Linked DNA regions of Homo sapiens: region 1 is linked to region 2. A link is a contact called in ENCODE Hi-C or POLR2A ChIA-PET data. All regions are on one chromosome and are shown on one strand. The core of a region is the stretch at or near the end of the contact, and the rest is flanking DNA. Distances in the headings are between cores, read along the strand shown. Region 1 holds the start of TRAPPC8 (trafficking protein particle complex subunit 8). Region 2 holds the start of RNF125 (ring finger protein 125).

The links. Hi-C counts contacts between places; a loop is a spot of excess contacts on that map. ChIA-PET counts read pairs that join two places held with the same protein, here RNA polymerase II (POLR2A). Pooled maps may share reads with other maps.
Region 1: a loop to region 2 is called in a map of CD8-positive, alpha-beta T cell, with 14 times the contacts of the local background. The contact joins the promoter of TRAPPC8 here to the promoter of RNF125 in region 2. A Hi-C loop is called at or near these places in 18 of 168 maps with a recorded cell type or tissue (B cell, CD4-positive, alpha-beta T cell, CD4-positive, alpha-beta memory T cell and 11 more), 37 of 37 single-sample maps with no recorded cell type and 25 of 50 pooled maps. POLR2A ChIA-PET finds 5 or more read pairs at or near these places in 36 of 52 experiments (A549, AG04450, B cell and 23 more).

The regions. Positions count from the first base shown.
Region 1 is chr18:31,938,520-31,944,780 of GRCh38, forward strand. TRAPPC8 (trafficking protein particle complex subunit 8) reads right to left here and starts at 4,609. Exons shown (of 29, transcript NM_014939.5): 1 at 4,089-4,609. The coding sequence starts at 4,245. RefSeq lists enhancers at 3,504-4,282, 4,384-4,593 and a silencer at 4,214-4,333.
Region 2 is chr18:32,014,360-32,020,122 of GRCh38, forward strand. It overlaps RNF125 (ring finger protein 125), which reads left to right and starts at 4,466. Exons shown (of 6, transcript NM_017831.4): 1 at 4,466-4,668. The coding sequence starts at 4,505. RefSeq lists enhancers at 3,788-4,660, 4,067-4,361, 4,661-5,533, 5,178-5,227 and a silencer at 4,067-4,361.

The sequences.
Region 1 (6,261 bases), core at 3,359-5,858, 76 kb before region 2:
TCTCTTTGGTATAGCTTTAAACCAAGTGTTTTCTACTAAAATCTAAAAATAAGTCTCCTGACAATACTTGGCACTGTACTTGACACTCCTTGAAAACTCAGCAGTCAAGGCAAAGTTCTACCCTAAGTAAAGGCATACCTACAGGCCAGAAATTGAGTCTTCTTTTTTAACATATTTTTTCTCCCTCTAAGGAAATGTTAGCTGGTTTTAGTCAGTTGTATTCTTAAATTACATTGCCTGAAATTATATTCTCATGCCTCACTTGCTAAAGAAAAGCTGTTGCCTAGCTCAGTGGCTCATGCCTGTAATCCCAGCACTTTGGGAGGCCAAGGCGGGCAGATCATGAGGTCAAGAGATAGAGACAATCCTGGCCAACATGGTGAAACCCCATCTCTACCAAAAATAGAAAAATTAGCTGAGCATGGTGGCACGAGCCTGTAGTCCCAGCTACTCGGGAGGCTGAGGCAGGAGAATCACTTGAACCCGGGAGGCGGAGCTTGCAGTGAGCCAAGATCTATCTCGCCGCTGCACTCCAGCCTGGTGACAGAGCGAGACTCCGTCTCAAAAAAAAAAAAAAAAAAAAAAGCTGTCTTTGAAGAATCCCCACACTTGAAACAAAAAGTAGCTGTTCTAGGTGGTAAAGAATTCTAAAATGTATTTATACCAGCAAAAAACTAAAACCAAGAAAAATTAAGTCCTCTTTGCCAAATTTCTAATGCTACTATCATAGTCCATGTTCATCTTGAAATGTAAAACTTGTATCTACTTATATCTATCCTTATAAACCACACAACTCACTAATCTCCAAAACTTTCAACTCATTAATGTCCAAATGTTTCAGACCCTCAAGAATCTACTCACATTTACCATTAGACATAAAATCGCAAATCCCTTTCCTAGAATTCAAGGTCCTCCCTTTATCTAAGCATCCTCTTACTACTCTGTACCCCAGTAAGAGTTTCCTCCCTGTTTCCCAACCATTCAGTCATAATTTAGACCTTTTGCCCATACCATTATAACCTCATACCACTCCTTCATAGGGAATGACTGCCCTCTTGCTTTCTACCAACTGTCTACCTGTCCACTAACGTCCAACTCATTATACTCCTTCACTAGGCTGGACGCAGTGGTCCGAGACGAGCCTGGGCAACAAGGAGAAACCCCATCTCTACAAAAAATTTAAAAATTAGCCAGGCATGATGGCATGTGCCTGTAGTCCCAGCTACTTGGGAGGCTGAGACAAGAGGATAGCTAGAACCTGGGAAGTTGAGGCTGCAGTGGGTGAGGGAGCTATGGTGATACAATTGCACTCCAGCCCTCCCAGCGTGGGTAACAGAGCAAGACCTTGTCTCAAAACAAAAAACAAACAAACAAAAAAACTCCTTCCCTAATCTTCCCCAGTCTCCTGAAGGAAATCAGAAGTGTACTGACAATGAGCCGCTATCACAGCACTGTCCAATACAGTAGGCAACAGCTGCATATGGCTACTGAGTACTTGAAATGTGACTAGTACAAATTGAGATGTTAAGTATAAAAGGCACACCAAATTTCAAAGACTAAGCAATAAAAAAGAATGTAAAATATCTCATGAATATTTTTCACATTGATTACACATTGAAATAGTAACATTTTGGAAATACTGAGTTAAATAAAATACAGTATTAAAACTAATTTCGGCCGGGCACGGTGGCTCACGCCTGTAATCCCAGCACTTTGGGAGGCGGAGGCGGGCGGACCACGAGGTCAGGAGTTCGAGACCAGCCTGGCCAACATGGTGAAACCCTGTCTCTACTAAAAATACAAAAATAAGCCGTGAGCGCCTGTAATCCCAGCTACTCGGGAGGCTGAGGCTGGAAAATCGCTTGAACCTGGGAGGCAGAGGTTGTAGTGAGCCAAGATCGCGCCACTGCACTCCCAGCCTGGGCAACAGGGCAAGACTCCATCTCCAAAAAACAAAAAACAAAAAAACTAATTTCACTTGTTTCTTTTTACTTTTTTAATGTGGCTACTAAAATTTTTTGTTGTTGTTGTTTGTTTGGTTGGTTTTGAGATGGAGTCTCACTGTGCCTCCCGGGTTCAAGTGATTCTCCTGCCTCAGCTTCTCGAGTAGCTGGGACTACAGGCGCCCACCACCACGCCCAGCTAATTTTTGTATTTTTAGTAGAAACGGGGTTTCACCATGTTGGCCAGGATGGTCTCGAACTCCTGACCTCGTGATCCACCCGCCTCGGCCTCCCAAAGAGCTGGGATTACAAGCGTGAGCCACCGCGCCCGGCCGAAAATTTTTTAATTATACCTGTGACTCACATTATATTTCAATTAGACAGCACTGCTCTATGGTGTAAATACATAATTCTAAATACTGTCAGGAGATAAGATGATTAAGAACACAATGTCTTGAGTCACACTGCCTGTTTCAAATCTTTCCCAGACGCAAAACTGTGAACAAATTAACACTTCTATGCTTCAAGGTCCTCAAATTTAAAATTGCAATAACAGGATTCAATGAGGACTAAAAAAGAAAAGTTACACAAAGCAAGTATCAGGTATTAGCATTATTATTATTTATTAAGAAAGAAGGAAAGAGTACACATATAAAAGTAAAACTAGCTCAAGTGTTTGTGTTTTTTTAGGAATTCAAGGCCGGGCGCGGTGGCTCACGCCCATAATCCCCGCACTTTGCGAGGCCGAGGCGGGCAGATCACCTGAGGTCGGGAGTTCGAGACCAACCTGACCAACATGGAGAAACCCTGTCTCTACTAAAAATACAAAAATTATCCGAGTATGGTGGCGCATGCCTGTAATCTCAGTTACTCAGAAGGCTGAGGCAGGAGAATCGCTTGAACCTGGGAGGCGGAGGTGGCGGTGGGCTGAGATCGCGCCACTGCACTCCAGTCTGGGCAACAAGAGCGAAACTCCATCTCAAAATAAATAAATAAATAAATAACAAAAAAATAAAAAACGTAGGGCATTTTGTTGCTCTTAAGTCCAACACTGAAGGAACTGAGACTGATGGCTACGATACAGGCTAAAGAAAATCCAAAAGTTTCCAAACTTTGTTTTTTTGGACAGCTCCCTCTCTCCGCTAAAAACAAAAGCTAATTTATAATGGAACTATTCTCCCAAAAAACATGGTAGCGCAAAAATGGTACAGCACTGATTTTTTTTGTGGATAAGTCATATTAAGCTAACAAACATCACAGTCGTTTGCCTGACACAGGCTTATTATGAAACCCTTCAGTTCTTACCGACCTTAACAAAAAAAACTTTACTTGGACTTTGTTGTTTGCAAGATATTGGCTAAAACATGCTTGAAGCTTTACCACATTATTTTCTCCTAATAAAAAAATCCAAAACTGGAGAAAACGGGTAGCTTCTTAACAAGACATTCATTAACAAGAGAAGACATTTCCATCCCTATAACTATAGATAACTCCAAATATCCAGGTTAAATTAACCACAACTTGGGCTTGCTTCCTCTTCCTTAGGGCAAAAAGCTGCTTCAAGTTTTATTCTTCTTATAATACTTTTAATTTTCTTGAGAGGTTAAGCAAAATACCGTATAGCTAAGAATATATTAGTAAAACAGCTACACGGTAGTTCAGACAGAGATGACCCTCAACGCTACAAGAATGTAATAACATCCACAACTACTTTCAAAGTCCAGTTTAACATCCAAGGGAGGATGACAGGTCTTCCTTACTCAGACCCTGTCGGTCTAAGAGGCAGCATTTTCCTACCTTAGCTGCTTTGCAAGTGCCTAATTCCTTCGCTATGGCCGTGGAGAACAGTCTCAATGCCGTTCTCGAAGACTCACGTTTATCTTTGCACCAATTACTTAACGACCTAGGTTGTCCGAGGAAGAAAGGAAGTGCCCAGAGAAACTGGAGCTTAGGACTGCGCTGTCTTGACAACCTCACGGTCCCTCCTCCAGCCGCCCCCGGAGCACCGCGGGGCCACAGCCCCAGACGCCACGGTACCGGCTCCAGGACGTAAACACTGCCCTTCTCTTCCCTGCCCGCCCGCAACTTCCTTCTCCCGACCACGGCTTTGCGGGAGCCCACTGGAAAAGGGAGGATACCACATACCCTCGGAAGTGAGGCGGGAGAAGGGCTTAAGCAGCTCCGCGAAGCTGAGGTGATTGAGACGAGTGAGCCGCTCGGCTTCGTCGCTGCACAGCGCAGCGACACAGGGGACGAAGGAGTCCGGGATTAGCTCCTGCACTGATTGTACACACTGGGCCATCGCCGCAGCACAGGCAGCGGCGGCGCCCGCCCTCCGGCCCACCCTGCGAGGTTATCCTGCGGCTGCAGCAGCTACCGCCGCCGCCCGCCGGCCTGGCCCGGCCGGGCGGGGCCCCGAACGCACTGGAGCCTAGAAACAAGAAGGAACAGACGCCGCCGCTTCGGTTTCTGGGGCACAATCCACTGACCCCCCCCTTCCCGTCACCGCCGCTTCTCAGCGCTCGTCCCCGCGTGCTCGCATTCCACCCCGATAGGTGGAGACGCCGACAGTCACCACTTAGTCCTTCGGACGGCAAAACCTTGGTCACTGCCCGGCCGGAACCGCCATGTTGAGGCCGAACCCTGACCAACCGGCAGTACTACTCCCAGCTGCCCCCGCGCGCGTCCCTCACGTGACTGTGTTAAAGGAGACGGTAGGGGCAAGGGAAGAGAGCTGAGGAGAGGGAAGTGAAAAACGACGGAGGCCGGTTGGGAGGCTGGAGCCGGAAGTGTTGTGACGGAAGCTCCCTGGGCGGGGCGGGGCTACAAGTGCGGTGGGCGGGGGCGGGGGCGGGGGCGGGGGCGGGGGGAGGTGCACAACTGTAGGCCGGGTTCTCAAGCTCGCCCTTAGCAGAGCAGAGCTGAGAGCCACCTACTAGCGGCAGGTGGAGCCTCGAGACGGGTGCTGTCGTGGTGATGGAGGCGCACGCTCGCTTCCCACGCAGTTTGGCCTTTTTGACGTCCCTGGCTGTTGTGGGCAACCGATTTGGTTGGTCGCGCTGCTTCCTACGCTCGCCGGCGGAGCAGCTAGTGGCACCTGCTCGGAGAGAGGGAGTGGATCTCTCGGAAGTGCTTGGGGTTTCGCTGAAGCGGACCTGAACAGACCATGTGTCCTTTAAATACAGCCATGCTTTTAGAAACGGACTGTCACTTTATGTGGACTCAACCATTGAACAGAATGTGTGCTTTTGTGAGTGCTGCAATTCCTTCAAGTGTAATTGCGCTACTGCATTTTTGTTGGTCGCAGGGAAGGGGTGTGCCTGCAAATGTCCGCGTGGTTCGTCCTCAGCCTCTTCCTTTTTACACTGTGCTAGGATGTTTACTTGCTTGTGGTGGAGGTAGGGGAAGCCAGTATTTGTGTACTGTGTACTGTCCTGAACCGGCTTTCATTCCTAACTTTTCAAAGATTGCTTTAAAGGGGGGGGGGCGCGGGTCAAATATTGTTTTAAAGGGGGGGACGGGGTGAGGTCAATGGTGTGTGCCTTGTAAGTAGAAATGAATGAAAGGAATTTTACTAATGTGTCACTCAATTGTTTGAGCTCCTTCTGTTTTGCATGCCAAAAATATAAGGCAAGGAAAAATGTATCATTCTATCATGATTTTATGGTGCTCTAATTAAAGGTGTCTTCCCCAACGTCAATGTCTCAAATTTTTCGACTTCTTGACACCCTCAGGTTTTCACTAAGGTAATAATTTATGACAAGTAAGATGTGTGCTTCTCATGTAAGTTGATAAATGGGAGGTAGGAAGGCACAGTAGGACATATTGATGACATGCCTTGGCTACAGATTAATTTATAAGAGAGTCCATCACTTTAGGAGATTTATTTGCCGAAGTTAAGTACGAGCCCAGGAAACAGGTCTATGCCTTTCTTCGAAGATGATTTTGAGTGCTCCAAATTTAAAGGGGAAAGGGCGGGATATTGAGAAGCACACCGTTTTCATGTAAGGGGGCGGTAGGAGAAAATAGTAATTCTTGCCTTTCTCTGGCTCAGTGAATCTGCATTTTTTACATAAGATGACATAAAATGGGCAGAGGAAGAATGTGGGAGTCTGCATTTTTCATAAGATAACAGACAAAATGGGGTAGGGGAACAATCAGATAGGCATTTGTGTCTGGCGGGCTGGGGTGGCCACCTGTAAAGATAAGCTATCAATTTGCATTGCCATGAAGTTTTAACAGCACACTAAGAATTTCCTTGTGGGCAAAATACGGGGGAGAGATGTAGCTTTTCATCTTGCAGCAATCTTATTTAGGA
Region 2 (5,763 bases), core at 3,216-5,715:
CTTAACACACTCAAGGACTGAAATAAGTAGAGAAATTTAGAAGCCTGAAAAATAGGGAGGAGAGTGAAAGCAGCTAAGACCCCCAAATAGTTACTTTGGGAAACCTTACTGTTGGTCCATCCAATTGTCTCATCTCCTTTCTTGGTATAAGAACCCTATTTATGTTGTTTCAGAGAGCTGAGGTGCCAAGTCCTATGGAATAAATAATAAGTTTAAGCCAATCAGAGTGCTCCCATTCTCTTTTGCTAGTGACTGATTTAGGATGGCAATGGTGCCCAATTTTGACCAATTAGATAGGAAGGGAAGCCTGCAGAGGAAGGCCTCTAGGAAGCGTTTTTCTCCCATGTAAAAGAAGAGAGAGCTACAAGGGGGAAATCTTACCCTTTCCTTTTTGTTTTTGGAGGTTGTGTATAGAATTGACTGTTTCAGCCATAAGGGAGACATGCTGAGGATGGCAAGGGGCTGAGGCTGTGAGGACATAATTGAGCTGCTGAGACATCTCTGGAACTGTTTACACCTGGACTAGTTTGCCATATTCGATAATAAATATCTTTTTTTTTTTTGAGACAGAGTCTTGCTCTGTTGCCCCAGGCTAGAGTGCAGTGACATGATCTTGGCTCACTGCAACCTCTACCTCCTGGGTTCAAGCGAGTCTCCTGCCTCAGCCTCCTGAGTAGCTGGGCTTACAAGTGTGTGCCACCATGCCCGGCTAATTTTTGTATTTTTATTAGAGATGGAGTTTCATCACGTTGGCCAGGCTGGTCTCGAACTCCTGACCTCATGATCAGCCTGCCTCTGCCTCCCAAAGTGCTGGGATTACAGGTGTAAGCCACTGAGCTGGTCGATAATAAATATCCTTACTGAACGAGGCACTTTTAGTTGAATTTCTGATTCCTGCCATCAAAAGTAAGTCTTGCAGGAATTTTTAGATAATATTAAGGATTTGGAATTTAATCCTAAGGATTAGGAGAGCTATTAAAGGATTTTGTGCATGGGGTGACACAAGATGTTTGCTTTTCAAAAGATCACTTTAGTTGCCATGTGGATAATAAACTGGAGAGAGGCAATGATGGATGCGGGTAGAGCAGTTAGGAACTACTGCCATTAAGTCACACAAGAGAATGCAGTGATTTAAAATAAGCGGTGGCTATGGAAATAGAAGAAAATGAGCATGGTGGCTCACGCCTGTAATCCCAGCACTTTGGGAGGCCAAGGCAGGCGGATCATGAGGTCAGGAGTTCACGACTAGCCTGGCCAACATGGTGAAACTCCGTCTCTACCAAAAATATAATAAAATTAGCCGGGTGTGGTGGCATGCGCCTGCAATCCCAGCTACTCAGGAGGCTGAGGCAGGAGAATCACTTGAACCCAGGAGGCAGAGGTTGCAGTGAGCTGAGATTGCGCCACTGCACACTTCCAGCCTGGGCGACAGAGAGAGACTTCATCTCAGAAAAAAAAGAACTACTGAGATACATATTGGAGGCAGGATTGTGATTATGCTTGATTCAATGTGAATGAGGAAGAGGAAGAAATCAAGGATGACTTCCAGGTGTCTAGACTGAGCTATAAAGTGGATCATAGTGCCATTTGCTAAAAGAGAGATCAACCACTGGAGGAGGCTGCTACTATAATGAGTTCATTATTGGAGACATTGGGCTGAGGGTGTTTATGTCAAATGGTCAGTCATGTAAGCTATTAGGCTATTGGACATTTGAATGGCCTGGGGTAGAGATAAAGATGTGAAAGTTTTTGGAACCGAAATAGTGACAGAACCTGTGTGATTTTTGAGAGAAAGAGAAAGAGAGAAAGAGAGAGAGAGGAGAAGGGAAAAGGTCCTAAGACAGAATCCTAGGATCTCCAGCCCAGAGCCAGTGGAGAAGGAGACTCTGGCAAGGGAGAAGAAACAATAGCCAGAAAGAAAGAGGGAAAGTCAGAGTGTTTCCAGAAGGAGGGGATGGTCAGCACTAACAAACATAGTTGAGGGGTCAAGCAAAAAAAATAGCTGAAAAGAATCTATTGGAATTAGTTACATGAACGTCACCAGTGACACTGATAATAAAGCAGTTTTTGGACAGATGGAGGTGGAGAGGTTGGTTCAGAACCCAGACTGGACTGAATAAGAAGTGAATAATTAAGAAATGATGACAAAATGTAGAGGATCAGATCAAGAGATTTGGCCTTGAAGCGGATATGGGGCAGGAGTTGAGGCATAAGTGGGATGAAAGGGAGGTTTTTGTTTTCCTTTTGAAGATGGGAATAACTACCTTTTCATCTTATTTCCCCCCCCCCACCGCCTGCCCCCCACCACCCATGCTCCAGCTCCATAGGTCTTTCCTTTCTTTGGTTCTGCCTCATTCACTGTTCCCAGTCCACGCTTTTTCCTAAATCTTTGAATGGCTCACTTCTTTTCATTATTCATGGCTCTGCTCAAATGTCACTTCATCCAAAAATTCTTCTCTGAGCTTATTCTTCTCCTCATTGCCATTTACTGTTTTATCTTCTTCATGGCTCTGATTATCTGAAATGATTTTGTTCATTTGTTTATGGATTGATTACATGTATCTTCCTTTTGTTTGTTGTTTGTTTTTGAGACAGAGTCTCGCTCTGTTACCCACGATGGAGTGTAGTGGCATGGTCTCGGCTCACTGCAACCTCCACCTCTTGGGTGCAAGTGGTTCTCCTGCCTCAGCCTCCCAAGTAGCTGGGACTACACGCATGTGCCACCACACCTGGCTAATTTTTGTATTTTTAGTACAAAAATTTTTACTAAAGAAATGTATTTCTAGTAGAGACGGGGTTTCACTATGTTGGCCAGGCTGGTCTTGAACTCCTGACCTTGTGATCCACCTGCCTCGGCCTCCCAAATTGCTGGGATTTCAGGCGTGAGCCACTGCACCCAGCCTGTTTTGGTTTTTTGAGACAGGGTCTCCCTCTGTTGCCCAGGCTGGAGTGCAGTGGCATGATCTCGGCTCACTGCAGCCTCCACCTTTCCGGTTCAAGCGATTCTTGTGCCTCAGCCTCCCAAGTAGCTCACACCCAGCTAAGTTTTGTATTTTTAGTAGAGACAGGGTTTCACCATGTTGGCCAGGCTGGTCTCAAACTCCTGACCTCAGGTGATCTGTCCTTCTTGCCTCCCAAAGTGCTGGGATTACAGGCGTGAGCCACTGCCCCGGCTTGGTTTGTTTTTTGAGACATGGTCTCACTCTGTCGCACAGGACGGAGTGCAGTAGTGTGATCTTGGCTCCCGTGCTCAAGTGATCCTCCCACCTCAGCCTCCCAAAGTGCTGAAATTACAGGCGTGAGCCACGGTACCCGGCCTATATCTCCTAATTAAAAGTAAAGCCTGGGTGAAGTTTATGGCCTGCTAAATACGTACATGTATTATATGCGTTATTATATCCCATGTGTTATATTATATATTATTGTATATGTGTATTATATACTATGTACTATTCTTACAACTGTATGTGAATCTATAATTATCTCAAAGTTTTGTTTTTGTTTTTTAAAGTAAGTTCTGTGAGAACTGGGATTTTGTTTGCTTGTTGACGATTGTGTCTTCATCACTAGAACCGAGTCTGGCGTGCAGTGGGCACTAAATAAGTCTTCGTAAAAAGTGTAAATTAACGCCCGGCTAATTTTTGTATTATTAGCAGCGACGGGGTTTCACCATGTTGGCCAGGCTGGTCTCGAACTCCTGCCCTCAAGCAGGAGTTTCAAGCCCGCCTCGGCCTCCCAAAGTGTTGGAATTACAGGCGTGGGCCACCGCGCCTGGCTGATCATGTTTAAAGGGCGGGGTGGGGAGCGTACAAACAACAGAGGAAATCCTGAGCCGCAGAGGAAACTGGAGATGGCAGGGTTTAGCACTAGAATCTCTGTAGGAGAGGTAAGATTGGAATCCTAATCTCCAGGACTCTTTCCACTACCCAGGCTATCTCTCCATTAATGGACTATTGATTGGATGACAGAGTAGCGATAGCACCGTCTTAGGAGACGCCCAATCATAGGTCATAGGTCATTTTTGCAGCTTATTGTGATGACAACAGTGGAGGATGGTCTTCCACTTCACCTTAAAAGCGGCTGTTCTCTGATTATCATTAAGCATGGCCACGCCCGCACTTAACTTCTGACAGTGGGGAAAGCAGCTGTGTGTGATAGCTTGGAAGGTTTACTGCTGCCTCAAGTCCTCTTCTCTGCAGTTGAGGTTTCAGGTTTCAATCCTCCCAATACCACAAGACAGAGCACGGGGCGGCTGCCGCCTCCGCCTCCGCGCCTTAACCTAGGCGGCTTGCCGAAGATCTCAGCCCCGCGGCCGCGCGCTCGCCCTGCCCTAGACCAGGGTTGGGCGCAGCGGCGGAGGTGGCTTCTGGGCTGCGCGAGCTGGGAGAGCTGGGAGGCGGCGATCGCAGCTGGGCCGGGACTTCCTTCCTCCACCGCACGGCAACAAAACAACCCTGCGGCAGGCACTGAGTGCTTCGCAGCTGTCTGGGCGAGAGGCACAGCGATGGGCTCCGTGCTGAGCACCGACAGCGGCAAATCGGCGCCCGCCTCTGCCACCGCGCGGGCCCTGGAGCGCAGGAGGGACCCGGAGTTGCCCGTCACGTCCTTCGACTGCGCCGTGTGCCTTGAGGTGTTACACCAGCCTGTCCGGACCCGCTGTGGCCACGTGTAAGTTCCAGGGGAGCTCGGTTTGCGCCCACCCCTAAGGAGGGCGATGTGGGGAAGCTGAGGGCATGGTGTGGGGAAGGAGGGGGACGGAAGACAGCCTCTTAGGAAATTGCTGCAGGGAGAAACCTGGACCCGTCGGATGCAGGACCACGGGGAAAACGCGGGTCGGAAGGTGACACAGGATTTCGGGAGGAGAAAAAATAAACAAGCGGGTCCTGTAGCCCCCTTGCGCTTTCAGCTCCCGAAGCCCAGGTGCGGAACTCCAGAGAAGGGGATCCAGGCACGGGTCCCGCCCAGAGCCAGGGCTCGCCAACTGGGGAGGGTGCTCTTGGCTGGAGAACCAGCGCTCGCCCAGGCACGGAAAGGAAACGAGCTCCAGCTACAAGGCAGGGGCTCCCGCAAAGCGCAGTTACCCCGCTGAACACGGTAGAACGGGCTGCGCTTCCCTCTGCCCCAGAAACCCGGGTCCGTTTTGTTTTGCTGGAGCTGTGCACGTGTTCCCAGAATGCCCACAGAGGCTCGTCTTAAGCAAACAAGGATCTGTGCAAAGTGTCTTTCCACCCCCACCCCTGCTACCCTTTCCCAACACAGACACCCAGCCCCTCAAAGGGCAAGTCAAACTGGAGCTTCCGAGTGACTTTCCACAGTTGTTAGAGTTTAACAACCTGCTAGGGTGGGGCTTGGACGTTAGCCGCCAAGCCCCTGAATGTACTCCTTCAAAACCCAGCCACAACGTAACAGGAGGTGGCAGGCTACCTGCTTTACGCACGGTCTCTCCAAACCGGCGGAAATTACAGAGTAAAATAACTTTCTCAAAACCGCATAGTACTTAGCTAAAACTCACAGTTGGTGCAAAGCCGTGGTCGTTTCTAAGAAGAATTTAAAAACAAAGTCCCTATATAAAATTGGCACATCCTTAATGTGTGTTTGAATAACTGGTGGAGTTGGAGCTGTGAATTTGTGCTCTCTGTTTACTGTGTGTGTGTGTGTGTGTGTGTGTGTGTGTTTGAGAGAGAGAGAGAGAGACGTAGTCTGGCTCTGTCGCCCAGGCTGGAGTGCGGTGGTGCTATCTCGGCTCACTGCAACCTCCGCCCA